Linked DNA regions of Mus musculus: region 1 is linked to region 2. Evidence: chromatin loops called from intact Hi-C (ENCODE). Cell type or tissue: gastrocnemius. All regions are shown on one strand. Each heading gives the region's core, and the rest is flanking DNA. Links, peaks and the distances in the headings are about the cores only. Region 1 holds the start of Dedd2 (death effector domain-containing DNA binding protein 2). Region 2 holds the start of Cyp2t4 (cytochrome P450, family 2, subfamily t, polypeptide 4).

The links. Peaks named below come from ENCODE experiments on the same cell type or tissue, not always from the same donor. Only the 100,000 strongest peaks of a DNase experiment are listed, where the experiment ranks them.
Region 1: it touches region 2 in a loop (9-fold over the local background); 1 of 42 quality-filtered maps calls a loop at or near these places.

What each region holds. Positions count from the first base shown.
Region 1 is chr7:25,210,018-25,224,969 of GRCm38, forward strand. It overlaps Dedd2 (death effector domain-containing DNA binding protein 2), which reads right to left and starts at 9,842. Exons shown (of 5, transcript NM_207677.3): 1 at 9,747-9,842; 2 at 8,784-9,150; 3 at 7,528-7,650; 4 at 1,132-1,281. The coding sequence starts at 9,111. Zfp526 (zinc finger protein 526) reads left to right here and starts at 11,408. Exons shown (of 3, transcript NM_175436.5): 1 at 11,408-11,487; 2 at 14,098-14,190; 3 at 14,284-14,952. The coding sequence starts at 14,301. It overlaps Mir7048 (microRNA 7048), which reads right to left and starts at 7,708; the gene lies at 7,651-7,708. In gastrocnemius, for the core only: a CTCF peak has its summit at 8,945; DNase peaks (open chromatin) are centred at 9,121, 9,941 and 11,354; H3K4me3 peaks cover 3,842 bases; H3K27ac peaks cover 4,030 bases.
Region 2 is chr7:27,153,122-27,168,073 of GRCm38, forward strand. It overlaps Cyp2t4 (cytochrome P450, family 2, subfamily t, polypeptide 4), which reads left to right and starts at 593. Exons shown (of 10, transcript NM_001100184.1): 1 at 593-611; 2 at 1,995-2,182; 3 at 2,512-2,674; 4 at 3,036-3,185; 5 at 3,395-3,555; 6 at 4,097-4,273; 7 at 4,350-4,491; 8 at 4,593-4,780; 9 at 5,031-5,172; 10 at 5,262-5,443. The coding sequence starts at 593. The coding sequence ends at 5,443. It overlaps Egln2 (egl-9 family hypoxia-inducible factor 2), which reads right to left and starts at 13,681. Exons shown (of 6, transcript NM_053208.4): 1 at 13,563-13,681; 2 at 11,499-12,607; 3 at 7,167-7,286; 4 at 6,666-6,802; 5 at 6,403-6,470; 6 at 5,537-6,090. The coding sequence starts at 12,377. The coding sequence ends at 6,035. In gastrocnemius, for the core only: a CTCF peak has its summit at 6,872 (motif pointing right); DNase peaks (open chromatin) are centred at 6,876, 11,267 and 11,583; H3K4me3 peaks cover 4,245 bases; H3K27ac peaks cover 5,074 bases.

The DNA of each region.
Region 1 (14,952 bases), core at 4,136-12,135, 1.9 Mb before region 2:
GGAGGTCGCTCCTGCCATATCTCCCTGTATCTCCCTGTCCCCACTGGCAAAGCCTCTCATTCTAGCACCTGACTCCACTGGACACTCTACACTGAGGTCATGGGGGGACCACCTGCCCAGCTCCTCTGCAGCATTCCCTGCACCCCACTGGCTCTGTGTCAAGTCAGCCTGGCTACCATGCCTCTTATCCAAGTTCCCACAGCCTAGATACTCTGGAGTCTGAGACCATATCTGAGTTTCTTTGGGTCCCTGAGTCTATCTAGCTCAGAGATAGAAGGACCAGAAATGGCTGTCATACCCAATCCCCTAGCACACCTCCAGACCACAGTGGAATATCCCATGGGCAAAGACTGGTCCGGAGACAAGGATGTTGGTTACATGTCTACATAATCTACCTCTAGGGAGGTTGAGGCAAGAGGATTCCAAGGTCAAGGCCAGCTTGGGGATTATATATTGAGTACCAGGCAAGCTGGGTCACATAATAAAAACCTGTACCAACACACACACACACACACACACGAAAGAAACTAGAAGCACAGAGAGAAACCCACACTCCATTCATGTTGCAGCTGCCCAGCCTCCTGTTATGGTCTGGCTGGCTTCTCCACCTGGCCCTTGGCAGCACCCATTTGGTCTCAGCAATCTCAGCTCCAATGGATTATCACCCAACTGCGAAGTCAGCTCTACAGTGACAGGGCTTCCCTGACACAGACCTCACTCGGCACATGTCCCGGCCAGGCAGTGTCCCAAGAGGATTATGTGGGTGACTGTCTCTTCTGACAGCAGCTCTAGGCAGGACCACTGGCATCTTACTGTACAGATGCAGGAACCTGACCCCCAAGCCCCACCTCTGTCACCTGCCCAAGGCCAGGCAGTCTCTTTAAATGCCAAAGCTGAAGACAAGAGAGAGCAAGAGTGAGAGAGAGAGAGAGAGAGAGAGAGAGGGAGAGAGAGAGAGAGAGGCGCTCGCCTTTAAATCTCAGCACTTTGGGAGCAAAGGCAGGTGGAACTCTGTAAATTCAAGGCCAGCCTGGTCTTCCACACCCCAGATGAATGTGGCATGGCTCACCCTCCAGCCCCGGGGCCCACCATAGGCACTTTACAGCGTTCTCAAGGCCCATGGGTACTTACCACAGGTCACCTTGCCTTCTGAGGAGGGCCTGCCCAACTCCTGGTGCTGCTGGTGCTGCTGCGAGGCTGCAAGGCCTGCTCTCCGCCGCTGCCGGGCACCACTGCTAGGGCGGCCCCGACTCCGCCGCTGCCGCTTGGTTGGTGGGGAGCCTAGAAGACAAAGAAGCAGCAGCTTAGGACCAGGAAGGAATGCCAAGGTGGGGTGCTCAGAAGGAGGAGGTCTTAGTGCAGTGAGCCTTTGGGGGGACCTTCTAAAAGAGGGGTGCATGCACCACCATACAGTACACCCTTGCAGGTCTGACCCTAGAGACTGCCAACACATTCACAACAGGAGACAGGCTTGACAACTGCCATCTAGAACCACCACAACCAGGGTATGGTGGCACACACCTGTAACTTCAGCACTTGGGGTACAGGCAGGACGATAAGGAGTTCAAGGCCAGACCAGCTCTAAGAGATCCTGCCTTAACTGCTTATCGCCATCCCACCCCCAAAATAGAGGCTGAGGATATAACTCAGTGGTATATTATCTAACATGGCTCAACCTCTCCCCCTCTCTCTTATACACACGCACATGCGCACGCACATGCGCACTGGCTCAGTGGGTAAAGGTACTTACTACTAGGCCTAAGGACCTGCATTTGATCTCTGGGATGCACCACAGCTCTGTACACACAAACCGGTGTTTTGCTTTGTACTTTAAAGACAAAAATCAACAAAATAAGAGTGCAACAGTCTAGCTGGACATAGTGGTGCATGCCTTTAATCCCAGCACTCGGGAGGCAGAGGCAGGCAGATTTCTGAGTTCGAGGCCAGCCTGGTCTACAAAGTGAGTTCCAGGAAAGCCAGGGCTACACAGAGAAACCCTGTCTCGAAAAACCAACCAACCAACCAACCAAACAAACAAACAAACAAAAAACAATGCAACAATCTCTCAAGGAGGAATGATATCCATGGTAAATTGTTGAACCCAGTAACACAAAGCAGGAGCCAGGCATAGTCCCTAAATGTCTGCATCTCTATACTCAGGAGGCTAAGGGGAGTGAGAAGCAAGCAACCACAGGCCAGGCTGCTCTACACAGCAACCTTGTCTTAGAACTGAAATACAGAAGAGCCTTGGAGACAAATTAAGTGTACAGTTTGTAACACTTTGCCTAAGAGAGAGAGAACCTGAACTCTCCTCTCCAGCCATTTTTTACTTTTGCTGGAAGCCCTGAAAGGACACATTAGAAAGAACGAAAACTGGCTGCTTACACAGTGAGTTTCAGGCAAGCCCAAGCCACCTTGTAAAACCCTGTCTCAAAGTTTCTTATACAACACACACACACACACACACACACACACACACACACACTCTCACACACATGCTTGCAGTTTTGCCTTTCAGTCACTTAACTGTTTTATACACTTCGCAGCATAAACGAAGGATAAAATCAAAGGGCACAATGAACTTGGCCCACATGATTGGTACCACCAGGATTCTGGTGAAGGAAGTAGGGCAGGTACCTTAGAACAAGGGTTCTCAACCATCAGATGTCAGACCACCCTTTCCTAGCTAGGGGTCACAGAAGACCACCTGGAAACACAGATTCCACATTAAGATCCATAACAGCAGCAACACTAGCTACAAAGTTGCAAGTTTTATGGTGTGAGGTTACTACAGCAGGAGGAATCCTATGAAAGGGTGGAAGTAGTAGGAAGGCTGAGAAGCACTGCCTCAGAACAGTGTGGCTGCAAACTCGGCTGGATTTAAGCAAAGAACAAGAACAAGCACATACTAGTGGCTGGCGCACATCTTTAATCTCAGCATTTGAGGCAGAGGCAGGTGGATGTCTGTGCGTTCAAGGCAAGTGTGGTCTACATAGTGAGTTTCAGGCAAGCCCAAGCCACCTTGTAAAACCCTGTCTCAAAGTTTCTTACACACACACACACATACTCACACACACATACACACATACACCAGTAGTCAGATTTTAAAGGAAAGCAGAACTGGAAAAATTTACAAAAACTGGAAGAAAAACTGTAACACAGTTTGCAACAGTGTAGGAGAGAAATCAAAACACTCTTGAACACTCCTTACATGTCACTTCTGTTGCAAACCCTGAAAGAATACATTAGGAACAAACGAGCCTCTACAGATAAAATGTGGTGTTGCCTCACTACTGCGGTAAAACAAAGGAAGTAAATCTATCTCAGAACCAACGGCCAAGACTCTCACTGTAACAGTAAACAGTCAGGGGTGCAGGCTATGGCTCAGCAGTTAGCCTGTACATAGCTCTTGAGCCAAACCTGAGTTCAATTCCCAGCATGCCCTCCTGAGGTGGCTCCAACCATGAGTAACTTAACCTTTTTTTTTGGGGGGGGGGCAAGGGGGATCTGACATCTTCTTCTGGATTCCCTGGGGATGAGCACCTAAGTCTATAAACCCAAATATACACATACTTAAGAGTAAACTTAAAAGCCTCAACCTCTGCTGGGCGTGGTGGCGCACGCCTTTAATCCCAGCACTCGGGAGGCAGAAGCAGGTGGATTTCTGAGTTCGAGGCCAGCCTGTCTACAGAGTGAGTTCCAGGACAATCAGGGCTATACAGAGAAACCCTGTCTCGAAAAACAAAAACAAAACAAAACAAAACAACAACAACAAAAAAGCCTCAACCTTGCCAGGCAGTGGTGGCGCACCCCTTTAATCCCAGCACTTGGGAGGCAGAGGCAGGCGGATTTCTGAGTTCCAGGCCAGCCTGGTCTACAAAGTGAGTTCCAGGACAGCCAGAGCTATACAGAGAAACCCTGTCTTGAAAATAAACAAACAAAGCCTCAATGTCTTGAGTGTCCAAGGGACTGTAGGCCTAGCACTTTCTCTGAAGAGCAAGCATCCAATTTCCCATCCAGCCAAGAGAAGTTGGTGTCCTACACACCCAGTAATGGATATTTGGTGTCTAAGTATTGAGGTCTCTAACAGAAGCCAGACTCCCTGACAAGCAGATGACTTTGGGGGTGACAGGTGCAAGGTGAGTCCAGGACATCCTGGAGCATCTTAAAGCACAAAGCAGGAAACCAGGGAGGCACACAGGTCCAAAAGACAGAGCTGAAGCCATTCAAACCTTGGTCAGAATGACTAATTGACTATTTACAAAGTGAATAGTAAGTAGCTACACAGTGATTCCTGGAAGTAAAGAAGGGAGGAGAGAAAAGCTGGAAAGGACTCCATCTGCCAGATAGAGAACAAAGGGGTGGAGGTAGGGTGAGTCATGCCTTTAATTCCAGCACTGGGGAGGCAGAGACAGGTGGATCTCAAGAGTTTCAGGCCAGCCTGGGCTACTTAATGATACTCTGTTGTTAAATTAGAGAGGTAGAACAGCTGAACTGTAGAGCGCCTGCCTCAAATTCCCCAGTTGAGGGCCTGGGGGCGTAGCTTAGTGATAGAAGCCCTTGCTGAACATGCACAAAACCCTAGGTTTAATGTCTAAGACCACACACACACACACACACACAAAACAGAAAAATATTAACTAAAAACAACAACAACAACAACACATTTTAAACATTACTCTTTGTTCCAGTCTCATGGCACAAGCCAGTCAATCCCAGCTACTAGGAAAAAAGTAAAAAAGTAAAAGAAAAAAAAAAAGCTACCATATGAACAAATAAATGAGTTACAAACATTAATATGGCAAATGGTCCAGGCAGGGTTCACAAAAGGATGTTAAATGCCCTGGAGGAACAACTGGGTGCAAAGCACACTAAAAAGCATTCTCTTATACACTACTAACCACAGCAGGCAAGTTACTAGCCAATCAGCACATGCCTGTTGAGGCAGACAGGGAGACCCAGCTGGAATTCCATGCGGAGGAGGCATAGACTGGGGCTTCCCCAGGGCAAGTTGGCTAGCTGGACTAACCTTATTAGAAAGCCCTAGGTTCAGCCAGAGACCCTGTCTCAGCGAACAGAGGGAATTAGGAAAACACCTGGTATCAACTTCTGCATACATGAACACAGGTGAATGTGTACCTACACACACACACACAAGCCCACCACATACCAATACACACACCCCAAAGAAGAAGTCTCTTCCCAATGTATAAATCTGGCCAATGTGACCATAAGTGCCTGACCGCACTTCCCTATTCATGGTGAAAACTTCAGCACAGGCATGGTGCCCATTGTAGCTACCTGGATGCTGGGGGGATGGGGGTGGGGACCAAGTAGCAGGACACCATCATGTGACACCGGCATGTGACAACCAGAAAGACTCTCAGAACATTGCTCACACTGACCAACCCTGTAGGGTGGACAATACCAGAAGACTCTGGGCTGGGGAGGAGGCCAGCACACACAGTTGTGGTTTGGTGGTATAGAGGCAGTCAGCATACTGGAGGTCCAGCCCCACACAGAGAGAGGGAGGAAGATGGCTCTGTCTGTCAAGAAAAAAAGTTCCTACTCTACAGAGGTTACAGAGGTAAATACTGAACGCCAGTTGGCACAGGGGCTCACATCTCTAATTCCAGTACTGGAGAGGGGAAAGTCAAGAGGATGACCTCTAGGTCAGTGGTTCTCAACGTTCCTAATGCTGAGACCCTTTAATACAGCTCCTCATGCTGTGGTGACCCCAACCATAGAAATACTTTAGTTGCTACATTTTTTGGGGGGAAGGGGGTGGTTCGAGGAAGGGCTTCTCTGTGTAGCCCTGGCTGTCCTGGAACTCACTCTGTAGACCAGGCTGGCCTCAAACTCAGAAATCTGCCCGCCTCTGCCTCCCAAGTGCTGGGGTTAAAGGCATGTGCAGGCCACCACTGCCCGGCTTAGTTGCTACTTTATAACTGTAATTTGCTACTGTTATGAATTATAATGCAAATGTCTGTGTTTTCCATGGTCTTAGGCCTCCCCTATGAAAAGGTCTCAATCCACAGGTTGAGAACCTCTGCTTTAGTTAGAGGCGAGTCTGGGGTACAAAGTGGGTTCCAGGACAGCATGGGCTACAGAATGACACTCTACCTCAAAATAATAACTATTATTTTTAAGCTGCATATACATCAAACAATATTAACAGACTCCGAGACTTCACAGATTTTAAGAGGCTGGAAAGTGGACTATGAAGAGATCAGAGAACTAATATCCATTTTCTTAGGAAGAAATCTTCTCATATTATGCTGTCTAACTCAGAGCTAGGTCTAACGATATCTGTAATATACTTCCAAAGTGCTCAATGAAAACCTCAGAATTACACACACACACACACACACACACACACACACACACACGCCATAGAATGTTAGTCATCCCTCAATCCAAGTGAAGATATTCTCTGTACTTTTTTTTAAGCTTTATTTATTCATATTGTGTATATGGGTGCTTTGTTTGCATGTCTGTCTTCATACCAGAAGAGGCAATTGGATCCCATACAGATATAGACAGTTGTGAATTGCCATGTGGGTGCTAGGAAATGAGCCCTTGACCTCTGGAAGAGCAGCCAGTGCCCTTAACCACCAAGCCATCTCTCCAACCTCTCTGTACTGTCTTTTAACTTTTCTGAATGTTTGAAGTTTTACATAATTAAAAATCAGGGGGTGGGGGGTAGGGGGTGGAGAGATGGCTCAGCGGTTAAGAGCACTGACTGCTCTTCCAGAGGTCCTGAGTTTACTTATATATATAAAATAAATCTTTTAAAAAATTGCACTCGAGCCGGGCGTGGTGAAGCACGCCTTTAATCCCAGCACTTGGGAGGCACAGGCAGGCGGATTTCTGAGTTCCAGGCCAGCCTGGTCTACAAAGTGAGTTCCAGGACAGCCAGAGCTATACAGAGAAACCCTGTCTTGAAAAACCAAAAAAAAAAAAAAAAAAAAAAAAAAAAAATTGTGCTCGCTCTCTCTCTCTCCTTCCTTCCTTCTGCTCTTTCTTAAAAAAATAAAAAAATAAAAATAAAAAAAAATTCAGGGATGTGGCCGGGCAGTGACAGCACACGCCTTTAATCCCAGCACTCAGAAGGCAGAGGCAGGTGGATTTCTGAGTTCAAGGCCAGCCTGGTCTACAGAGTGAGTTCCAGGTCAGCCAGGGCTATACAGAGAAACCCTGTTTTGAAAAACAAACAAACAAACAAACAAACAAAAAAATAGGGATGTGCATGTGTGTATACACTGACTAGAATACAATAATTTAACAAGTTAAAGGCATCCATCATAAAATAAGCCTTAGCAATATATCCAGCCATGACTGCTGGGTCACAGGCAGCCTGATGCTATCTGAATGAGTCCCTGTGACACAACCCTGTTGCTTCAGGACACATGCTTTTCCTTCCTCCGATAGCAATAATAAACACAGGCACACCGCAAAATACAAAACCCTTCGGGCCATTTCCTTGATGGACCAGGATGTAGGACATTAGTCACAGGACAGACTCACCTGTGTCCCACTGACTCTGAGGAGAGTCCGAAGAACTGCTCGCCTGTCGCCGACGCCGGCAACTGTCCTCTGTCCTCTTGGAAGAAGAGCTGGGATTGCCATAGCTGTATCGCTCAGGGGACACTGGGGAAAGAGAATGGAAGAAGCTATCTCGGCTTCCTCACCTCTCAGCCCCGCATCCTAGGAAGAGTGCCCAGCCACGGGATGCCTGACCCAGCCGCTCAGAGGTCACACCCAAATACCCACGCTTCCTCAAGCACCTCCCGCCCAGAGGTTGTTCAAAGGCCTCCCAGGACAGAGTACTCATGGGGCGGTTCAACCCGTGTCAACAGCTCCAGCTGCCAGGGTTCCTCTTTCAGTAGCCCAGGTCCCTGTAATAGCACTTGCCCCCATCTCCAGCTCACTCTGGAGCCCCATGATATATAAGCAGGGCTCTCTGCTTCTTGAGGGTGACACTCAAGACAGTATTTTTTCTAAAAGCAGACAGCCTATTCCTAGAGGTGCCCCTCTGCTTACACAAATCCCACAGGCTTATTGTGGGACAGAAAAACTCATAATTCCCCCCTTCCCAACCTCTGCACTGTATCTCTCAAGAAAGAGCCCAACAGCACACCTACAGGCTCCTGGCACCTGACTCCTCCCCTCCTAGCTCCTCCCTTTGTACCCCAGAATCAAGGGCCTCAACCCTGGAGACAGGCCAGGCAGGTTTGAATCCTTGCTACATATACTTTGCGTGTGACACATTTTCATGCCCCCCACCCCATTTCAAACGCCACCTTCTTAGGAAAGTATTCCTTTGTTGTTACCTCTCCTCATTCTGGGGGTACTCTATCCCTCTCTACGACCATATCCAAAGCTAAGTTCCTTATTTACTATTAATTGACTTCTCCACTAATACAAGTTTCGTGGAGTTGGCATCTTGGCTGTAACTTCTCTGTAGCCTCACATGCTGCAAGGTACCCAGCGTCTCTGAACCTGTTGTTTTCCCTGGGGGCGGGGGAGGGCTGTCAGGTGACAGTGCCTATGAAACCTTTCCTATGAAAGGTTTGTCTCTTCCTGGCATAAAAAGTTCCACAAACAGTGGCCACAATCATTACTGATATGGCCGAATCCCACAAGCTCACTTCTACCTAAGCCATACCCTCTCACTGTTGAGTTTCTCGCTGTGAAATAGGGGAGACTGTATATCCTTATCAGGGAAGTACAGGGGCCCAGAGGGAGCAAGGTGTTTCTGCAACTTCCTATTCAAACCCTACCTGGCCGGCGCCGCTTGCGCGCCAGATGTGGCAGGAGGTCGTGACGGGCTAGCACGCGCAGGAGTTGGCTCAGCAGCCGCAGGTTGCTCTCGTCGCACTGCCCGCGGCGTTCCAGCTCCAGAAGCAGCTCCAGGCCGCTGCGGGCGCGGGCCAGGCCGCCGGGGGCGCCGGGGGCCTCATCCAGCAGGAAGGCCAGGAGCTCCAGTTCGCACTCGGTCAGCTGCCCGCCCACTACCTCGAACATACGGTGAAGCGACAGCATGCCGTAGTAATCCAAACACTCATCCTCCTCCCAGCTCGGGGCCGGGGTCGACCCGGACAACGCCATTCCCAGGGGAGGGGTGCGGAACAAGCTCAGAACCAGGGCCTAGAACCCACACGGCGGGGAGGAGGTCGTGGTCAGCGACACAGTGGCTCAAAGCCCACAGAGGCCAGAGCGTGGGCCCCGCAAGGTGTCTCCGGGCAGAGTCGCCCCCCACACCCTCAACGGTCTCAACCTCTCTCCCTCCCACGGACAGGAATGGTATCGCCCGAGATCCCATAGTAACAGGTCGAACGCTAGACCCCACCGGTCCACATCACTGTCGGGAGGACCAAGCCCAGATGCCCTTTTCTGAGTAGTACGTTTCGAACTTGCCACCGACTGACCTAGACGACCAGCTCGAATGAGCTACATGGCCCATTGCAGGGCACCTTGTCCACTGCCCGGTGACTTCGGATGGCAAATGTCCGGTCATAGCCCTCGGGTTCTGTCCACTAGTACCTTCCTGCTAGCTCCAACATCCCACTCAAGTGATACCTTTCAAAAGTGACCCTCGGCCCCCTGCAAGTGGGACCGACCAAGACAACCCTGAGCGCCACACAGGTGGTACTGTCTGAATCCGACCCCCCCTCCCTGAAAGGGCGATCGATCCTGCCCTCACCCGAGCACCCAAGTGGTTCCAGCTACCCTTCACCAGTCACCTTTAGGCCTCTCTTATCCTCACCAGATTCCAGCGTCCGATGACTTCTGGGCGACGGCCGCAGCCACTTGTTTTGGATCTTTCTGGCACCTTCTCTATTATTACGCCTGCGTCACCTCGCTCCTCCTCTTTCGCCCAACTCGCGCAGGTGCGACCGCCACGCCCCTACAGCGCAAGCGCAGAATCAGACCTCAAGCTCCACCCCTTCCAGGACTCCAGATCCGCCCCTAACCCAAGCGTCCGGACTCTCCCTTGCTGCGCTTGCGCAAGAGCAAAACCTCGCTGTGTCTTGCTCTTGATGGTGGTTTCAGGCTCGGTGTGTGTCCCCTGAATCCTATGACACGACCTGGTGGAATTACTCATCCCACAGACTACCTCTTCCTCCTGATCACGTCCTAGACACCCACATGACCAGTGCCAACAGCTGTCAGCGCAAAGTAAACCAGTCACGAGGGTCCCGACTCCCTGGAGCGCTCAAGGCTCATAATCAGGACTTGTAATACAGTATGCCCCATTCTGGTGGCAACCAGAAACCTACAACTCAACTCTGCTGTCTCAGATCCTACATGGAAATTCTTGCTCATACAGCTCCCCAGCCCCAATTTATAAATTCTCCAGTCGCAAGCAGCAGAATGATACCTCTTCCCAAATCTCAATAGACCTTGCCACCCCCTGTGTGCAGCACATTCCGAAGACGTCCATCAGCACCTCCTATCATAGACACCACACCCACGGTTAGAACAGCCTTTGTACAATCGCTTCTGAGCCCTCTTGAGTCTTGGAGCCACCCAGATGCCCCTCCTAACCTGCACCTATGAGAGCAATCCTGTCACAGAAGTGGAGGCTAGGGTGTCTTCATGTCCCCTACACGAGGCCTTGAGCGTGACGGTCGCTCCTCCTCCCCCACTTAGGTGACTCAAGGTCAGGGCCAGCACGTGCCTAAGACAGGTCTCTTCTAGGACTGGTTTCCACCCCCGGAATTGTCTCCCTAAGGGGCGGGAGGCTCTGGCTCAATGCTGGCTGTTTGTTTCCCTTTTCTGGGCCTTAGCTTTTCCACCTGTGAAACGGATGGCAGTGGAGTCCACGGTATGGGCTCTCTGTGTGAATATCATTGAATCAGACAAAGAATGGGAGGAAGGGGAAAGCTATTTATAAACGGTAAAGCTTCTATGATGGGTGGGCTATAGTGAGTACTACGGTGTATCAGGCCCCGAGCCGAACATTTTTATGTGTATGACAAAATTCAATGCCTTCAACAACCTTTCAGGAGATGCGATTCCAGTCCACTTTGCACGTAAGCAAAAACTGAGGCGGCGCAGGAAAAGTACAAGTGTGTCTGGCTTTTTAGTTACGCTGTCAGAAACGCTCAGTCTCTTCTGCTACGAGATAACACCTGTCAAAGTCTCGCACCGCCACGTTCATTTGTGCGACCTCGCTCTATAAGGATGCACACTTTTCTCCGCTGAATTTTCAAACAGCAGGAAAGGAGCGGCCCCGGAGAACTGCGCAGGCGCCTCTCCTGGTCCCGGACACCGCCTCCAGGGCACTGGTGTCTGCGTGGAGAAACTCGCGGAGCCCCGCCTGACTCCCAACACGCAGGCGCGAGGGCGCGTGCCCTGCGCTACCAGCTCTGATTGGCTGCCTCTCCTGAGAGCACCGCCCAATGGGAGGCGTGGATAGTGAAGGGTCCTACACTACTGGAGTGGAGGGTCTGTGTCAAGAGCGGCAGGGGCTGCTTGGAGGTAAGAGAGATGGGTGAGGGCGCCGCAGGGCGGGCGGGGAAGAGAGCGCTGGGTGTAAGGAGAGAGTGGAGGAAGAGGGAAGGGTACGCTCAGGGTCGGAGAGCCTTGGGGCCTGCGCTTGGGGCTGGAGCAGCGCGGGATGATCGACAGCTCCTTCCTGTGTGCCCTAGAGGCGTCGTTGGATCCCCTGCTTGTGCTGGCCTCAGCTTGAGCTCGCTTGCACACCCCACCCCTGCAGGGGGCTCTCACGCTGCAGAGAAGAGGAATCTGGTAGGAGGGAAAAAAGCAGTGTAGCGGGAAAGTTGAACTTTCAGGCCCCTGGTGTAGGTGCTTAGATCTCCTTTCCGTATACAGAGGTATTAGCTGAATTCCACCTACCCCCTGACACGGTGTAGGACTGGGAGGGAAAAGAATGCAGGCGGAAAAGTGTCCATTTCGGGATACCTGTGCTACTTTCTAGAAGGACAGTGTTATTAGGATTGTGTGCAAGTTAAGTGAGTTTTGGAAGGATTGAGTTGGATGAAATTCAGAGAGCACATAGGATTGGGTCCTGTGCACCATGTTTTTCTGTGTATGAGCTCATCCATACTTTGTAAAGTTTGGGCATCCGCTCCTTACCTGCTACAAGCCATGTAGCATGCTCTGATCCAAGCCAGGGGAGTTCTGTCTTGGCAGTGAGGCTGTAACTAAGGCAGAATGCTAACCTCCCCCACCCCCAGCCCATTTGATTGTTTCTAAGAAAATCCTTTATGGACTGGTTCGGACTTAATGAGGAGCCAGGCAGGTGTAGTGGCACCCGCTTTCAATGTCAGCACTGGGGAGGGAGAAGCTGGTAGATTTCTGTGAGTTTGAGGCCAGTCTGCCCTACATAGTGAGTTCCAGATAGGCCAGGGTTACAAGATGAGATGCTTCAAAACAGAGCGCACTTAATGGGGTATTTGGAATTGGTAGATAAGGAAAGTTTGGTTCCTGAGCATTTAGCAAGTCATTTATCTGCAAATGGTTTATTGGTCATCAACTAATAACAGGGCCTTGTACTGGGCTATGTATCATGGAAATGCATAAAATGGGTAGACATGTAGTGTGCACAGAGATGGTTAAGGTCCCAGGACATCGTCTATAGGGAGCCTTAACTCGTCACTGAATGAGTCTGTGTATTTACTGTGTGCTGGGCACCTTTCTTGGCACTGGAAACACCTCGGTGGTGAAGAGGCTAAGATCCCTGCCCTCTGGGAGCAGTACATGAGCAGCCTGTATGCCAGGGCTACCAGCTAAAGTCTCCATGCTCCTGGCATGAGCACAAGTAAAGAGGTAAGGAAAGTGGCCGATGGCACTTGGGAGGCAGAAGAAACAAGGCTGAGAACCAGACGTCCCCGTGTACATACTGAGTGAGGTCAAGGCCAGCCTTTGTACATAGACTGTCTCTACAAAACAGAACCAGCAAGGCAGTGGCGGCGCACAACTCTAACCCCAGCACTTGGGAGGCAGAGGCTGGTGAATCTCTGTGAGTTCAAGGCCAGCCCAGTCTACAGATCTGAGTTCCAGGACAGTCCAGGGCCACACAGAGAAAATCTGTCTCAAACAACAGCAACAACAAAAACGGGCCATCTTGCTGGCCCAGGAGGTAAAGGCGTGTGCCTTGCAGCCCTGATGACCCCAGTTCAATTCTCAGAACCCATATACCATTGGGAGGAAAGAATGGGCTCCGAATGCCATGAAGTTGTCCTCTGTATGCTACATGTATGCCATGACGTGTGTTCATGCATGCAGGCACACAGTAACATAAACAATGACAAAAAATGGTGGCGGTAGGGCTATAAGGTGGCTCAGTGGGTAAAAGCAATTGGCACTGAGCCTGATGACCTGAGTTTGACGCCAGAGCCCCATGGTGGGAGAACCAGATCCTGCAAATTGTTATCTCACTCCACACACATGCTCCCCCCCAGCCCCCCACCCCCCGCAATTAAAAAAAAAGTATAACAGTAAATAAAATCTCCTTAAATTGTAGGTCTTGGAGCAGAAGGCTTAAGGTGGGTTCATGGAATGGACTGTAGGCTCCTGTTGTGTGAAAGGGGTTGGATTAGGTTGAGACCAGACTAAAAGCCTAGGACTTGGACTGTCAGGTTGGAGAGTTTTGTATCCCTGGGGCTAAGTGTGGAAGTACACATACAGAATCCCACTGCTGGGGAGGCTGAGGCAGGGTCGCTCTAAAGCTACCCTCTATTGCCCAGTGAGTTTGAGGCCAGCCTAGGTTGCAAACAAACCCAAGCATTGGTGTTTGTTAACCAAGTGCCTGGCCTGCCGTAGGCCTTGTGGTCAGTCTGACTTTAGTTCCATTTTACCGGTGAGAAAATTGATCTCAAGGGAGAGGAGGTAAAGTGGGAGAGCTCAGACTCAAGCTGAGGGAAGTCTAGTCCCCGCTGTTCCCTTAAATGCTTTGCTGTGGGGCTACAGGAGCGGAGGAAAGGTGTTACACAGAGGAACTTGCATGGGTAAAGGCTGAGGGGCCAGAAAGCTCAGAGACGGAGAGGGAATGGGAATGTTTGTGTGTGGGCTTCTGAGAGGGCAGAGTTAGAGGCCAGGCTGCAGGGTGTCCATACTGTCTTACAGATACCTGACTATAGTGGCTACGACAGACTCAGAGACGTGAGACCATGAAAGGCTGAGGCATAAACCTTTAGCTACAACTTGACTGACAGACTGGTGAGTAGTGGAATGAGCTAGGGAACACCTGAGACATCCTACACTCCCCTTGGGTTCCTGGTGTGCCACTGGCTTCTGCCCTTCTTTCTCCAGGCACTGCCTTCCCCATAATGGCAGAGATGGTGGCAGAGGCAGCTGAGATACCAACACAATCATCAGGAGCAGTGGAAATCTCAACGGCTGTGTCAGGAGAGCTGGCAGAGATGGCGACAGCAGTGACTGAGATGACCTCTGGAGAGGCCCTTGCCTCGTCCCTCTTCTTCCAGCACCACCAGTTCATGTGCTCGGAGTGTGGCAGCCTCTACAACACCCTGGAGGAAGTCCTCTCCCACCAGGAACAACACCTGCTCACCATGTCAGAGGAGGAGACTCTGACCACCCAGGATGCAGGCCTGGAGCCTGAGCTAGTGCCTAGCACTGGGGAAGGACCCTTCCAGTGTGGTGAATGCAGCCAGCTCATCCTCTCTCCCAGCGAGCTCCTTGCCCACCAGGATGCCCACCTGCAGGAGTCTGCAAGCCAGATCCAGTACCAGTGTGGAGACTGCCAAGAGCTCTTCCCTTCACCTGAGCTGTGGGTAGCTCATCGCAAAACTCAGCACCTTTCCAGTGCAGCGGACGAGCCACCGTCTCCTTTGCCTCCCCCAACACCCCCACCACCACCACCACCACCACCACCACCACCACCACCAGAAGTCAAGATGGAACCCTACGAGTGCCCTGAGTGTTCCACCCTCTGTGCCACCCCTGAGGAGTTCTTGGAGC
Region 2 (14,952 bases), core at 3,670-11,669:
GTTGGGGAAGGGGGGTGAAGGAGAGAAAGAGAGAGAATTAAGACTGAGGCAGAGGGTAATAGAAATAAGCAGGTACAGAGAACAGTGGAACACAGAGATTCGAGGGAGACTAAGAAACAAAGACAGGGCCGGGACGCTGAGACACTTCCAGAAAAGAATCAACCCCAGCCTCTTCCAGCGTCCCCTACCTTGCTCCCCAGGTCTGGGCTCCCTGCCAAGCAGGAAAACTAGATCTAACAGGCAAGGCGGGGGCAGGAAGGTGGCCCACATTCCCGAACAGCCTGTCCTTAAGAACTGACAGCCACACCCAGGGGCTGTTGCAGGAGTGGGCCCCTCCAGCCTGTGCCCTAGTCTCAGATAGGTGTCCCTCCTGAGGGCTGTGGAGACCAGGGGGTGTAGTAACAGACCTGAGACCTTGGCAGGGCATGAAAACCAGGGGGATAGAGTTGACCTGAGTCTGGGGCAAGGTGTAAGCAGAGATGCATGTGAGACGGCATCCAGAAGCCATAGGCTGGCAGGCACCAGGAACCTGAGGAGGAGCAGCAGCGACATTAGGGAAGCCAGGCCCATGAACAGACAGGCTTCCGGAGCAATGGAAAGAGCCAGGCACGGTGGGTGGGGTACACTTTGTTTTCTCCCCAAGACAGAGTTTCTCTGTGTAGCCCTGGCTGTTCTGGGACTCACTCTGTAGACCAGGCTGGCCTCGAACTCAGAGACCCACCCTCTTGCCTTTGCCTCCTGAGTGTTGGGATTGAAGGTGGGTCAGTACTACCTGACAAGACTCAGTCTTTTTTTTTTTGGGGGGGGGGGCGATTGGAGAGTGGCTTAGAGGACCAGGGTTCAACTCCCAATACCCACATTGCAGCTTGGCATCATTTGCTACTTCAGTTCCACGGGATCTGATGCCCTCCTCTGGCCTCCCTGAGCACCAGGAACACGTGTGGTGCCGAGATTTACAAGTAAGCAAAGCACTTATACAATAAAATAAAGGTTATTTGTGGGACACCCGACTCGCCAGCAAGTGAGACGCCACAACAGGATCCTTCTGCAACAAGTTTATTGGGAGAGCATGGACTGCATAGGCGAAAGACCCCGAGCCAAGAAATGGCGCTGTTTATATAGGCCTAGGAGTGACGTGTCCATACCTGATTGGTTATGCTACCAGTACCTCATTAATATGCGTCGGGCCAGGCAGTGACTCGGCAAAAAACTCTTATGCACATGCGCACATTGGTTGTTTACCCAAATTCATGGGTGGTGGCCAGTGGTAGCCAGCGCCATCTTGTAATGGCGTTTGCGGCTTCCCACAGTTATTTATTTATTTATTTATTTATTTTTTTAAAGATTTATTTATTTATTATATGTAAGTACACTGCAGCTGTCTTCAGACACTCCAGAAGAGGACATCAGATCTTGTTACAGATGGTTGTGAGCCACCATGTGGTTGCTGGGATTTGAACTCTGGACCTTCGGAAGAGCAGTCGGGTGCTCTTACCCACTGAGCCATCTCACCAGCCCCCCACAGTTATTTATAAAAAGAAAAAGGAAAAGTAACAGAAGTGATAAAGTCCCAGGTGTGAATTCCTAGGAACCAAAGGCACAGAGCCCAGGAGTGCCAGGCCAGTGATGTTACAATGTCAATGGTGTCTTTAGGAGTCAGGAGCATACTCAGGAAGCAGGAGGTAGACCTGTCTGGCATTTGAAGGTACTGTCCAGAACAGTCCCCCAGAAACAGCTGGGGGACTAAGAACAGGTCTTATAGGTACAGGGGACTTGGGGGAGATGTGCGCGTGCGCGTGCGCGGACACACACACACAGTCTCAGGGAAAATAGATATGAGAGTTAGAAGCTGAGTGGGGATGTAGGGTTAGGCATTCGAGGAACAGAGAAGTCTCAAACTCTTGCACCTCCCACACTAGTCTCCGCCCTGCTTCAATCCCCTGCCCCTTAAATCCCCTGTCAATTCAACTGCCACCGCACATTGAGGATCTTAGACAGGATGGTCACCTGCTTGGCGTTGCTGCTGCTGCTGCTGATTCTAATGCTGTTGCTTTGGTGGGGTGGGGTGGTCCGCCGCCAAGCTCAGATGCAGAAAGACTTACCCCCAGGGCCCGCACCTCTCCCGTTGCTGGGGAACTTGCTACAACTACAGTCTGGAGACTTGGACCGTGTGCTCATGGAGGTAGCTTCTACTGTGGGTTGGGGGAGGTGGATTTATGAAGGTGCTGTTGTGCCCAGCCAGAAGAGGGGTAGAAATCCCAGTTCACTGAAGAGACAGGATTGGGAGCCTGGACTCCTGTGTCTGAGGGAGGAAGGCTGGAGTCTGGTCCCCTGTGTCTGAGGGAGGACAGTGAGGCCTGGACCCCTGTGTCTAAGAGCTGATGCCTAGACTCCAGGGTCTGAAAAGTGAGGGGCGGTTTAGAACTAGACCTGTAGAATGAGGGCATGAGACGGAAACTTTGGGATCTAAGGAAGATGAGAGCTCTGAGGTCTCCATGGCACTTCCCATAGCTCTCCAGCCACTGGGGCCCAGTGTTCACTGTATGGCTGGGCCCGCTCCCTGCAGTGGTGCTGTGCGGCTATGAGGCGCTCCGAGATGCATTAGTACTGCAAGCAGATGCGTTCTCCGGCCGCGGGGCCATGGCTGTCTTCGATCGCTTCACCTGCGGAAACGGTGAGGCCCAGGGTGGGTGGAAGTGAGTACTAGACCCCTCAACTTGGTCTAAGGACCAGTGAAGCCGAGCAAAATGGGAGGTGCCTAATAAAGAATGGTGCTAATGAGGACGAGCTATTAGGCCTGGGGTCCAGTAGAGGTTCACAATGTAACCAATAGCAGCCTAAATTCCTAAGCCCTAAGAGCTGGTCAGGGATCCTACCCTCAAAGATGTCAGGCTGCGTGGTTTCAGCTGAGGTGCTTGGCATATGGTCTGGGAAGTGCAAAGCAGTAAGAAGTCATCCTTAGAGCGGCAAGGAAGCGAGCGACTAGGCCCAGCGTGGCCAACTCTTTTTTTTTTTTTTTTTGGTTCCCACTGTAGGCATAGTGTTTTCTAACGGGCCGCGTTGGCACTCGCTTCGCAACTTTGCACTTGGAGTGCTGAGGGAGCTTGGCGTGGGTAGGAGTACCATTGAGGATCGCATCCTGGAGGAGGCAGCATGTGTGCTGGATGAATTTCAAGCTACCATGGGTGTGGTCTGGCAGGGAAAGCATAACCACCTGGTTTGGGGTCGGGGGTGGGGGGGAAGGGGGGGATGGATGGAGCTATGTGGAGGAGGGACACAGCTTCTGTGTGAGGGTGCTAGAGGCTTGAGGACGAGGGTCTCCTCTGCAGATCTTACTAAATGTCACTTTTAGGGGACCACAGCTTGATTACTCAGAGCTGCTCTCACCCCCCAGGAGCTCCATTTGACCCCCAGCAGCTACTGGATAGTGCTGTATCCAATGTCATTTGTACTGTGGTTTTCGGAAAGCGCTATGACTATGGGGACCCAGAGTTCCGGAGGCTCCTAAACCTCTTCAGTGACAATTTCTGTATCATGAGTTCCCGATGGGCTGAGGTGAGAGGATGGGCTCCAATTTCTCATTTTACATGCAGCCTTGTGCCAAATTCCAGGGGCATAGCCCTACCTACAGTGGCTACAGATTTAATGACAAAGTTCTACAACACACAAAGTCCTGATTTAATTTTTCCACAAAGAAACCATGGCCTTGTCCAGGGCCCTATTAAGACCATTTCAGCAGGGTATGATGGCACATGCCTTTGATCCCAGTACTGGGAAGGCAGAGGCAGGAGAATCTAATTTGAGGCCAGCCTGGTCTACATATAAAGTTCCAGGTTAGCCAAGGATAGTGGGAATAAGAGAGAGAGAGAGAGAGAGAGAGAGAGAGAGAGAGAGAGAGAGAGAGAGAGAGAGAGAGGAGGGAGGGAGGGAGGGAGGGAGGGAGGGAGGAAGGAAGGAAGGAAGGAAGGAAGGAAGGAAGGAAGGAAGGAAGGAAGGAAGGAAGGAAGGAAGGAAGGAAGGAAGGAAGGAAGGAAAAGGAGAGGGGAGGGGAGGAGAGGTGTGGAGCAGAGGAAAGGAGAGAACCCTGTCTCTCCAGATATATAATATGTTCCCATCCTTCATGGACTGGATCCCTGGGCCCCACAACCGAATATTTAAAAACTTCCAAGAGCTCCGACTCTTCATCTCTGAGCAAATTCAGTGGCACTGGCAGTCACGACAGACTGGGGAACCCCGTGACTTCATTGATTGTTTCCTCGACCAAATGGATAAGGTACCAGTCCCTGCTACCCTTAACCATACCCACCCTGCCAAGCAGCAGGCATTAGAGCACCTCTGTCCATTCCCAGGAACAGCAGGACCTGGAAAGCCATTTCCAGGATGAGACACTGGTGATGACTACTCACGATCTTTTCTTTGGTGGCACTGAAACCACAAGCACTACTCTACGTTATGGGCTCCTCATTATGCTCAAGTACCCTGAGGTGGCAGGTTTGAGAACTGGGTCCATCCCTCCCCTCCCCCTAAGTGAAGAGAGGGTGGCTGGGGTGGGATCTCAGTAAAGCACAACTCAAAGCCTCCAATGACCGCAGCCAAGGTGCAAGAGGAGCTGGACGCCACTGTAGGTCGGACCTGGGCCCCTAGAATAGAGGACCGTGCCCGCTTGCCTTACACCAATGCGGTGCTACATGAGATCCAGCGTTTCATCAGTGTGCTACCACTGGGGCTGCCCCGGGCCCTCACCCGAGACGTAAACCTCAAGAACCACTTCCTGCACAAGGTGCACATGGAGCCTGGGAATTCTGCACTGGGGAGAAGGGGACAATTCAGAGACTAGGTTCGGTGAGGGCTAACACAACCAGTACCTGGGGCTCCCTCCCAGGCTCTGCCAACCACCTTAGGGGCTGGGGTGTAGCTATGTGAGATCACTTGCCCAGCACCGCAGGGCCCTGTGTTAGGTGCCAACAACAGAAAGAGTCTGGGTGAGGGGCTCACACTCAAGTCTGTGGGTCACACTGTTTTACCCACAGGGCACATTCGTGATTCCCCTACTTGTGTCTGCACACCGGGATCCCACCCAATTCAAGGACCCTGACCATTTCAATCCCACCAATTTCCTGGATGACCATGGCGAGTTCCAGAACAACGATGCCTTCATGCCCTTTGCCTTAGGTCTGGGGTAGGAGGGAGGGGACCTGAGTGGCTAGCACTGGGGGACTGGCAGGGGCTTGCTCATCCCACACCTGCACCCACACCCACAGGAAAGCGGATGTGCCTGGGTGCTGGCCTAGCCCGTTCCGAGATCTTCCTCTTCCTGACGGCTATCCTGCAGAAGTTCTCCCTGCTCCCTGTGGGAAGTCCTGCCAACATCAACCTTAACCCACAGTGTACTGGTCTGGGTAATGTGCCCCCAGCCTTCCAGCTCCGCTTGGTGGCCCGCTGAGCTTGGGCTTCACTGGTGATCTCAGTGGCCCTGATATCCTTACCTGCCCTAACTGTATGTGTAAATCTCTTTACAGAGAGGAATACAAGTGTGTGCAGCTCTGAGGTAAACTTTTATTTCTTGGCTGGCAGAACCTCCATACCCATGCTCGTCATGGCACCCTACTCTGCCCAGACAGTGGCAGCCCAGTCCATACACTGCCACAGCCAAAGGGGCTGGGGAGTCACTTCACATTCCAGGCCGGAGGAGTGGGGACGAGGGTGAGATGACACCCACACCCCAACACACCTTTCCAGCAAGAGGCCATGACTCACCTCAACCCCAAATCCTGCCTCTTCTCAGCTCTACACTCAACGGACCAGACACAGCCACCAGTCATGACCGCCAGCCACACTGGCCACTGCCCAGGTCAAAACCCAGCACCGCTCGCTCACGGGGCAGCAGAGGTCTCTCCTTGTTGCTCCTCAGTGATACTTAGTGCCCTCCACACCACACAGTACAGAGGCAAGCCAGAAGCAGCAGCAGTGGCAGGAAAGGAGCGGGCACTGAGGCAGGAGCTGCTGCTGGTCCACGCAGCTCTGGGGCTGGCCATTAGGTAGGTGTAGTTGGCTGTGATACTGGTACTTGAACACCTTTCTGTCCCGATGCTGAGGATGAGAGGAAGACAAGAAATTGTGAATCACTAGGAAGGGACAAAGAAGCCAAAAGAAACCTGCGAAGATGGGGAGAACATTAACAGAAAAAAAAAAAAAATGGGTCTCAGGTAGGGGATACCAGGAAAGTAGGCAAGAACTGGGCAAAGGGACTGGTGAGAAAGACCTGTGGGAGCGGGCTGGCGGCAGTGCTGGCCTAGTGTGGCAAAGGCCCTGGGAACCACTCTCAGCACCCAAGGGGGTAAGAAAGGCTAAGGACCTGGCAGCACACAGGGACTAGGAAGGACAAAGGAAGAAAGCACGTACCTAGCTGATACTTGTCTCTGGCTGCTGCCCGTTCCTTGGCATCAAAATACCAGACAGTGATGGCGTACCTGAAAAATTGGGCAGTCAGAATGACTTTTCTGCCATTCTAGAGCCACCTCAGCTGACACCTCCACCCTTGCAGGTCCCACTTAGGCCCTCTCAGCATCTCATCACTCCCCTGTCAACTCTGGGGACTGGGGACAAGCTAAGAAATGTTTGGCACAGGGGAAGCAGCTGGACAATCCCTAAAGTACAGGTCATACCTGGTGGCATAGGCTGGCTTCACCTCATGTGGGTTCCGTCGGTCAGACCAGAAAATGAGCAACCGGTCAAAGAGTGGCTCGATGTTGGCTACCACTGGCCGACCCTCGGGGAAGATCTGCAGCAGGCCGCCATGCACCTGGGGGCAGGCCAGATGAGTCTACTGGTGAAGCCTGTAGCCTGTCTTACACCGCACCCATGTGCCCACCAGGGGGCGCAGCGCCAGCACACATCACTCCCTCCCAACACTCAGGCCCTTAAAATGAATGACAGCCCAGAGTCTACATTGCCATGGAGATGGGCAGGAAGCTACTAAAGACAGGAAAAGGGGGAGAATGTACAAGTCTGGGTGGGGCTAAGCAGACGGCACCATTCCCGGAAAAGAGGGAGGGCCCACAGTCAGCTAAAGAGGAGCCAGCAGATGTCACTGCCCTGTGAGCTGAGGAGTGGAGGGCAGGATCCCAGCTGGAACATAAGCATACCATCCCAACCCCAAACCCTACCTTAACATCCCAGTTCTGATTCAGGTAATAGATACAGGTGATGCAGCGCCCATCGCCGTGGGGATTGTCAACATGCCTCACGTACCCGAGCCCATTGCCTGGATAACACGCCACCATGGCCTGGTAGAAATGGAGAAAGGTGGTTTACTGAGACCAGGCAGAGGGAGTTCCAACCCAAGAGACCTTTGTCCTCCTTCAGCCAGATTCCATCCTCAAGTTCACAGAAATCTAAGCTCTTTTGCTTCAACAAGCCACACTCCCACCTCCATCCCCACTCTAGAACCAGAGGGACTCAATGTGTAAATGATGGTTTGTGCTTGTTAGAGAGATCCTAACCTTAGCCATGTGTAGTGGTGTGTGGTACACACCTGTGATCCAGCACTAAGCATGCAAGCTTTAAGGCTGGCTTCAAGTACTCAGTGAGAGCACAGAATCTCCTAAGTTTTGAGATATGGAGGCTCCTTGAGTCTGGAGCCTCTTCGAGTTAGTTCTGTTAGGGTTCGAAGAAGGTACAGCCTAGATTTTTTTTTTCAAGGTTCTCTCAGGTGACTCCACTGTGAAGTCATGCTGACTTGACCACACTTGACTACAGTCTCCAGCTACAGGATCTGTCCCGTGAATATAGGACAGGAACCTGACCTAGAACTCCAGCTCCAAGCATGCTGCACACTGCTGCCATCCCCAGTCCTCCAATAGGCCTCACCTACCCCTCTGTAAAATGGAGTTGATAAGCACCGCCCATTAACAACATCTCAGAGGCAGGCCTCCACCAGGTCTCATGTCTGTGGCACAGGGCTGCCTTAGGGTTCCAGATTTTCCCTGTCTCTCAACCAGACAGCCAGGGCCTGAGGGTATTTGTTACCAGGAAGCTAACAGACAAGGCCCAGCCACCTCTGCAGACCCAATATGCAGGGCCAAGTCTCTGTAGCCAAATGAGCTGTGGCACTGGGGAAGGAAATTAAGTTCCCCACTCGAGGTAACGCCACTTGACAGGATGCTGAGAACTGAACTAAATTGTGTGCATCTGCAAAGATACAGCGCCTGCTGCTCCAGGACAGAGAACTGAAGCACAAGCTGAAACGTTACAAAGTCAGAGTCGCCCCAGTGCAACTCCATTGGGAGAGTTCACAGTAAGCAAAGTGAAGTAGTTAGCATGAGAACCCTTTGGCTTTTGCCCAGTCAGCAACCATCTCTCTTGATCCTGCCACTCAGGTACTACTCTGCAAGCTGGGGTTCCCTGACAATGCTCAGCTACACTTTTGGGTCCAACCTAGCCCAACAAGACAACCATAGAAAACCACTCCTAATCAGACCCATCAATGTGTGTTGCTGAAATAGGAGGCTTACCCAGCACTCCATGAAGGTTACTTCAGCCCTACATCCTCCTCTCAAGACTCTCCTCTACCCACTGACCCCAGGGTTCACCCCGCTGGCACACTGAAGCCCTCCCTGCATCCCATCTATACACCCGACCCAGCACACACCCTACTTTGGGAAAGAGCCTTAGTAAGGCCACACAGCAGTAATGAGCTTCACTACCAGGGTACAGTAAGTGACAAGGTCCCCAGGGAGAAAACCTGGCCTCTGAGCTCAGGAGGGCAAGTCTTCCCTGCATGACTTCTGCAGATGGGATGGCCCTCTAGGCAACCACTCACTGGGAGGAAAGCATGTGGCTATGGCCTGGTGGCTTGGAAGCAATGAGTCACTGATTAGAGATGGGCAAGGCCTCCTGAGCTGGAAATCCAATCAGGGCTCAAGCAGGTTCTTCGAACTGATGGGGACAGCAGACAGTGCTGTACTACCTTTAATCAATCCCCGCACAGCACTACACACCCGGAAAAGTACAATCCCCACCATAGGGCCAAGACCACCGGCCTGCAAGTTCTGACTCTCCCTCTGCTCCAAGCCTCAACACACCTACCTTCTCCCCACCTCAAAGCCTGCAATCCTGTCTGTGTTATTTTAACAGGTCCCTAGACCTTAGCACAACTAGCATCATGTTAGGGGAACTGTCCTGACCTCAAAACCTAGCATATAAGAGACCCAATACCTGTCAGAACAGAACAAAGATGTAGCCCATGGTTCCAAGAAAATCCTAAATGCACCAACCTTGCTCTTCTGTCTTGGCTTCTGTAGTTCTGCTTCTTTCTAAACTGAAATGTGCCAACCAGAACATGCTGTTTGTGCATAAAAGACACACAGCTGTAAGGCTCAGGGTTGCATGATCTAGGCAAGCTCTGCACGCAGCTGACAGGCAGCAATGAAACCTTTTGGGCTTTAAGAGTGTCTATGTGGTGGTCTCTGGTGGACTTGTCTCACCTCACTACTGCTCAGGACGCAGCATCTAGGTGGCTGTCCAAGAAGCTCTGGGCCAAGCCAGAGTACCCAGGGTTCTACCTGCAGTATCAAAGTGCTGCTCTCAACAGCGACACCCCGCCCCCCCCCCCAAGGAAAAGTTTCAACCACAGGGACAGCAGTAGAGTGACAAAGAAACTTACTCTCCAGGATGCCGGAATCACCGCTATTGGAATAATGTACCAAGGACCATACCATGCCACACACAGCATTATCAGAAGCCAGTGACTCAGTCAGACAGCAGGCCCTGCCTCCAAGCTACAATTAAAGGGGCAAACTACACTAGCTGGACCCTCCCTGGGGATCCCTCTGCTCACCCTGATGCCAGTCAATTCCTCCAGCTACAAGTCCACAGAGAAGAGACAGGGAAAGAAGGGAAGGGAAAGGCAGAGGAAGAGCTCTGCTCAGGAATGACCTAGGCTAGGTTACTACTGGTCAAGGCCACACTTCTGGCCGGTCTCCTCACTGCCACTGCCTCAGATCACTTCAATACCCCCCAGTCACAACTCTCGAACACAGTAAGGGAGGCTACATGTGGCCCTTCCTTTGTAAGTGGGAGAGCATGGAGTTGCCATGTAGAGTGCTTGGGCTATAGCTCCCTCTGTCCCTCTGACCAATCTGACCTGTTCTTTCCTCCCGAGGGATAAGAGCCACTTAAAAGAACCTGACTCTTAGCCCTCCACAGTCCTAGCTCAGGTCCTGTCACTAACACAGGTGGGAGGAGGCCCCACCTATCCCTTTAAATTGCTTTCCCAAATTGCTTGAGTAGCCAGGCACTTGAACCAGCTTTCTCATCCTCTGAGGCTACAAAGCTATGTCCCAGTCCCTGGGTGCTCAGCTCTCCTGGTGTCCCCACTGACTTCCCTCCTGCAAAGCTGCTGAGCTGGGGAAGCAACACCGATCTTGCCTGCACAGAAGCCAAACCCAGGGAGGCTCTTCAGCTATCAAGTAACAGGAGGGAGATGGAAGTAGGGCAGGTTCCAGCTGGGGTGGGGAGGAAACAGACCTGGGCCTGGGGGATGGGAGGCAGGGGCCATGGTGCCCAAGCCAGTTCCAGTCGGAAAAGAAAGCTGTACTGAGGCAGAACCCAAGATAGGGCCGTGGAGATATGGGAGGGCACCATTAGGGCAGAGCGCAGTCCGTAAGACCACCAGCCTGCAGCAGGCACTCTCTCAACGGACTGTATTCAGATCACACCAAGCCTCAGACTCACACACCCTTCCATGAAGAAAACAGGTATGTCAACAGACTAGAAAGGCCGTGGAGGTCACTGTCTGTCCAGTCGGCTCCTGACAACTGCCCACTAAATGTACACCTTTCCCAAGAAGGTCTACGGCTTTCAGCAGATTTATCCGAAAAGCCCTGACTTCAAAAGCATTAAGAACTACTGTTCTGCAACAAGGAGGCATAGAGGAGAAAAATATAAAGGCAGAGGGTCAAGGAAAGAGATCAGAGACATGCAGGTAGGAAGTGACAAACAGTCAGAGAACAGAGAACAGGGACTGGGGCGGGGAAGAGTGGGAAAGAGCCTGACAAGTGCTCTACCTGCGCGAGCACACTGTCACCCAGTGTCACCATTGGGAAGCTGCTCCTGGTGCTCCTGGCTCCAAGAGTAGGCTCACAGGGCAGAATGGAGGCCAGGCTCCGTGCTCAACTAGACAGGCAGCACCCCATCCTCGGCCTAGGCTAACTCGACACTGCCAGCCTTCCCTCCGCCTTCTGGTTCTGCCATCTGCGTGCCAGCTTCACTACCCGTGGTCTAAGGAGAGTCTGGACAGTCAGGGGCTCTGGGTCTCCCAAGGTCGAGGACCACCACCACCCCGGGCTGAACTATTTCTGGTACAAAACTCAAAGTTTGGAGGGAGGTAACTGTAGCCCCTCTGACGGAGGTGCCTACACCCTGCTACATAACCCGCAGAGGATTGTCTCCAGACCCCCATGCCACAGCATCAGGCACGCACCAGAAAAGTGCCTTACCTTGGTGCGCCCATTGATGACGTAGTTGCCCAGCCGCCCTGCACAGTGGCGGATTACTGCGTCCACGTGAGCCATGAGGGCACCAATGCTCCGGCAGCCTGGCTCGTGACCTTCTACCCAGGCAATCTGGTCCCCACGAATGCTGCGCGGTGGGATCGCCCGCTGGCTCACTAGTTGCCCATCACGAAGACGCCCGCCCCACTTCAGGGCTTCCACCTCAGCCAGCACACGGCCACCCAGTACTGCCCCCAAGAAGTTGTCCTTGACACAGATACCATAGTACCGCATGCAAGGCACAATATAGTCCAGGGCCAGGCGCTCAGGTGCAGAGGGCTGGACTTCCTCCCTCAGCCTAGCACTTGCCTCGCCACTGCTACTGGTAGTGTTGCTGCTGCTGCTGCTGCTGTTGCTGGCACCGCTGTCACAGCCCATACCACTTTCCCCCTTGGCCTCCTGGTTCTCTTGCCTGGCCCACGGTCGCTTGCTGGGTGAAGGGGCATCCCCACCATCCTTGGCCCACTTCCGTTTGGGGGCCTCAGGCCGGGCACCCTGGGCCGCCAGTCGCTGGCACTCCTTGGTGACCAACGCAGCAGCACCTTCACTCTGCAGTGGCCAAAGCTCACCACCATCCTGCCCACCAAAGCCCTCCCGCAGGGGACTGGCAGTGGTCGTAGTAGCAGTGGCTGTGGTTCTGGGGGTCCCATTGCCAGCCGAGGCCTCCCCAGATGCTCCTGGACGGTGATAGGCCGGGAGCAGAGGGCAGGGCAGGTAACTCTCCACCCCCATTCTGGCTCGGCTAGACTCCAAGGACTCTGACACAGACCCTGGCAACTGAGGGAGAGCTTGATTCAGGGCCTGCGGCTGGCACGGGCTGTCCATGGCAGCAGTGTCTTCATCCCCCGGGCATGGAGGGCACGGCCCGGGCCCATGGTGCCACCCTCCTCCGCCTCCTCCTCCTCCACTTGATGCAGCCCGGGGCCGCTGGGCCTCGTGTGGGGCAGGGTGAGGCAGGGCAGGCAGCAGGGGCTCCTCTAGTGCTCTGGGGGTGCTCGCTGGTCCCCAAGTCCACAGTTGTCTCTAGGAGCTTGAGAAGGGACTGATGGGGGTGGCTGGAAAAGAGAAAAGGAAGAACTTAAAAGAAGTCAAGAGACGAGCAGGTGGGAAGGGGTGGGGATGGTACCAGCAGGAAGTAGATGACAGACTGGGCCACAACAAACACACACGCACACAGGGAGACAACATGGGGCATATAACTTGGGAATTTGAGAGGGAATGTCTGGCATAAAGAGTAATAGAGAGAAAGTGCAGAGAACGTTGCATGACGGCCCAGAGAGGAAGGTGATAGGGAGACAGATATCTGTGGACGAAAAGCGACGATGCAAGTGGAAAATACAAGGTACCTGCCTGAGGTTTCTATAGAGACTCAGAGAGATGAGGAGGGAGGAGACACAGAAAACGGGAGTGTGGAATCTAGGGTAAAGTCAGGGTTGTGGGGAACCAACGGGCAATGCCACCGCGCAACATTCGCGGGAACCTAATCGCCTGGGTGGAAGATTACGAGCCAGGGCAGGCGGGGAAAACCGGGAGTCCAGGGACAAAGAGAACAGGGAGAAAAACAAGACGGCAGGGGAGCGGGAGGGCCGGTGGGGTCGACCTGTGCCCTACGGGAGGAAGCCTACTGGGGCCCGACACACACCCAGCCGGAAGGGAGGTCCTGCCAGACGGACGGACTGACGGAAGGGAGCCCGAGAGCAGAGTCCGACCCGACTGCCTTCCTCCCAACCCCCTCCGCCAGGACCCAGGGGCCGCGGGACGCCCCGGGTGACTGAGGCGGGGCCGCCTCGGCCCGGCCCCTCCCCTTGGTGGTTATTGCGCGCTCCCGTGGCCCCCAATGGTCCGCCCCACCGCGCCGGGCGCGCGCTTCCTTCCCCACCCCCAACGCCCTAGCGTGGGGTCGCTGCCGCCCGCGCGCGCTCCCGCCTCCAGCCCCGTCGCCCGCGCCCGGCCACCGGGCCTCAGACTCCTTCTCCTCCCCGGGTCTTTCCCTTCGCGCGACCTCCTCACCGAGCTTTTTCCTCCGGCCTCGGCGCCGCCGTTTGTGCCAGCCGCCCTGCGCTTCGCAGCGCGCCATACCCCGCCCCCCACCGCCCGCGACGCCCCGCCCCCGCCTCGCCCGCTGGGCACGTGACAGCGGCCCGGCCGAGGAGACTGCGCGTGCGCGAACCGCACGTTGACAGGAGGCTTAGAACGCACTGCCCAAGAAGTGAGCTGGTCCGGGACGCGAGGCTTATTTGCATTATGTGCTCCTCCCCTTCCACGCGAAAGCAGACACGCAGGTTCAGTAAAAGGCGTTCTGTGAGTTCTCAAGACGGCCCCTTGGAGAGGGGTACAAAAGAGCAGTTTCACACAGAAAGGCCCACCCCTCGGAGCCAAAAGTGTCAGTGAACTTGTCAGCTGGGTTCTTGGCATTTGCTATGCAAATGTCTCATTTACATGGGCCGCTCCTGCACACAGCCCAAGAGTATATTGAGAAATGACTGCGCAGTTAGTTGGAAAGTGTATGTAAATTCCTACGTCAGTAATTTACATAAGCACTTAAAAAAAAATAACGGTGAGTACGGGACGTCCTTAGAGAAGCGAAACCGGGTAGAACAAATGAGCAAATGTGTACTATTTGCATGACCCGCTCCTCGCTGCTCCCTCAGGGCAACTGTGGGAGTCAGATTAAAGCAACCTGGGACAGACTCACAAAGAAGACATTTGCAAAACCCAGCTCCTCTGTAGCCCAAGCGGATTTTTTGTTTCTGTAGTGCTGGAGACTGAATCCAGAGCTTCACATGTGCGATGCAAGCGCTCTACCACTAAGCTACTCTTAATATTTATACCACCATTCCGGGGAGGGCTGTGTGGATAGGGTTATTTGAATGCCCGACCCTTTCCACCAACTCCAGGGCCTAACAAATGGGCAATAAGTGGGCTTGGATACTTGCTGACATTTTGTGAGAGCAGCTGAAGCTGTCCTGAGGGGGGCTGCACCTGTCTCCAGAAGGCTATGGCTATAAAGACATCAGGGTACATTAAGTATGACCAGGAGTCCGGGTTGCACAAGAACCACAGTGGCACATGGCGAAGAATGTTCGTGTTCGCAGGCACACAGACACACACAAAGAAACAAATCTCCATCAGTGCACACACAAACCTCAGGAGCACGTGTTTTTAGGAACACAGTGAGCCACCGTCCTAGTTTGCAGACATGAGGTGGTGTACACTAAGTCAAACCAGGCACAGACTCAAGACCCCCCCTTAGATTCCCAAGTCCTCGGTCTTGATGTTGCACACAACAGCAGCCTCACCAACACAGTCACCAGGCCAGAGACTACTCACATGCCACAGTGTCATACTGCCCCATACATGTCACACACAGGGATGTCATCGCTGCACACACCACCTTTGA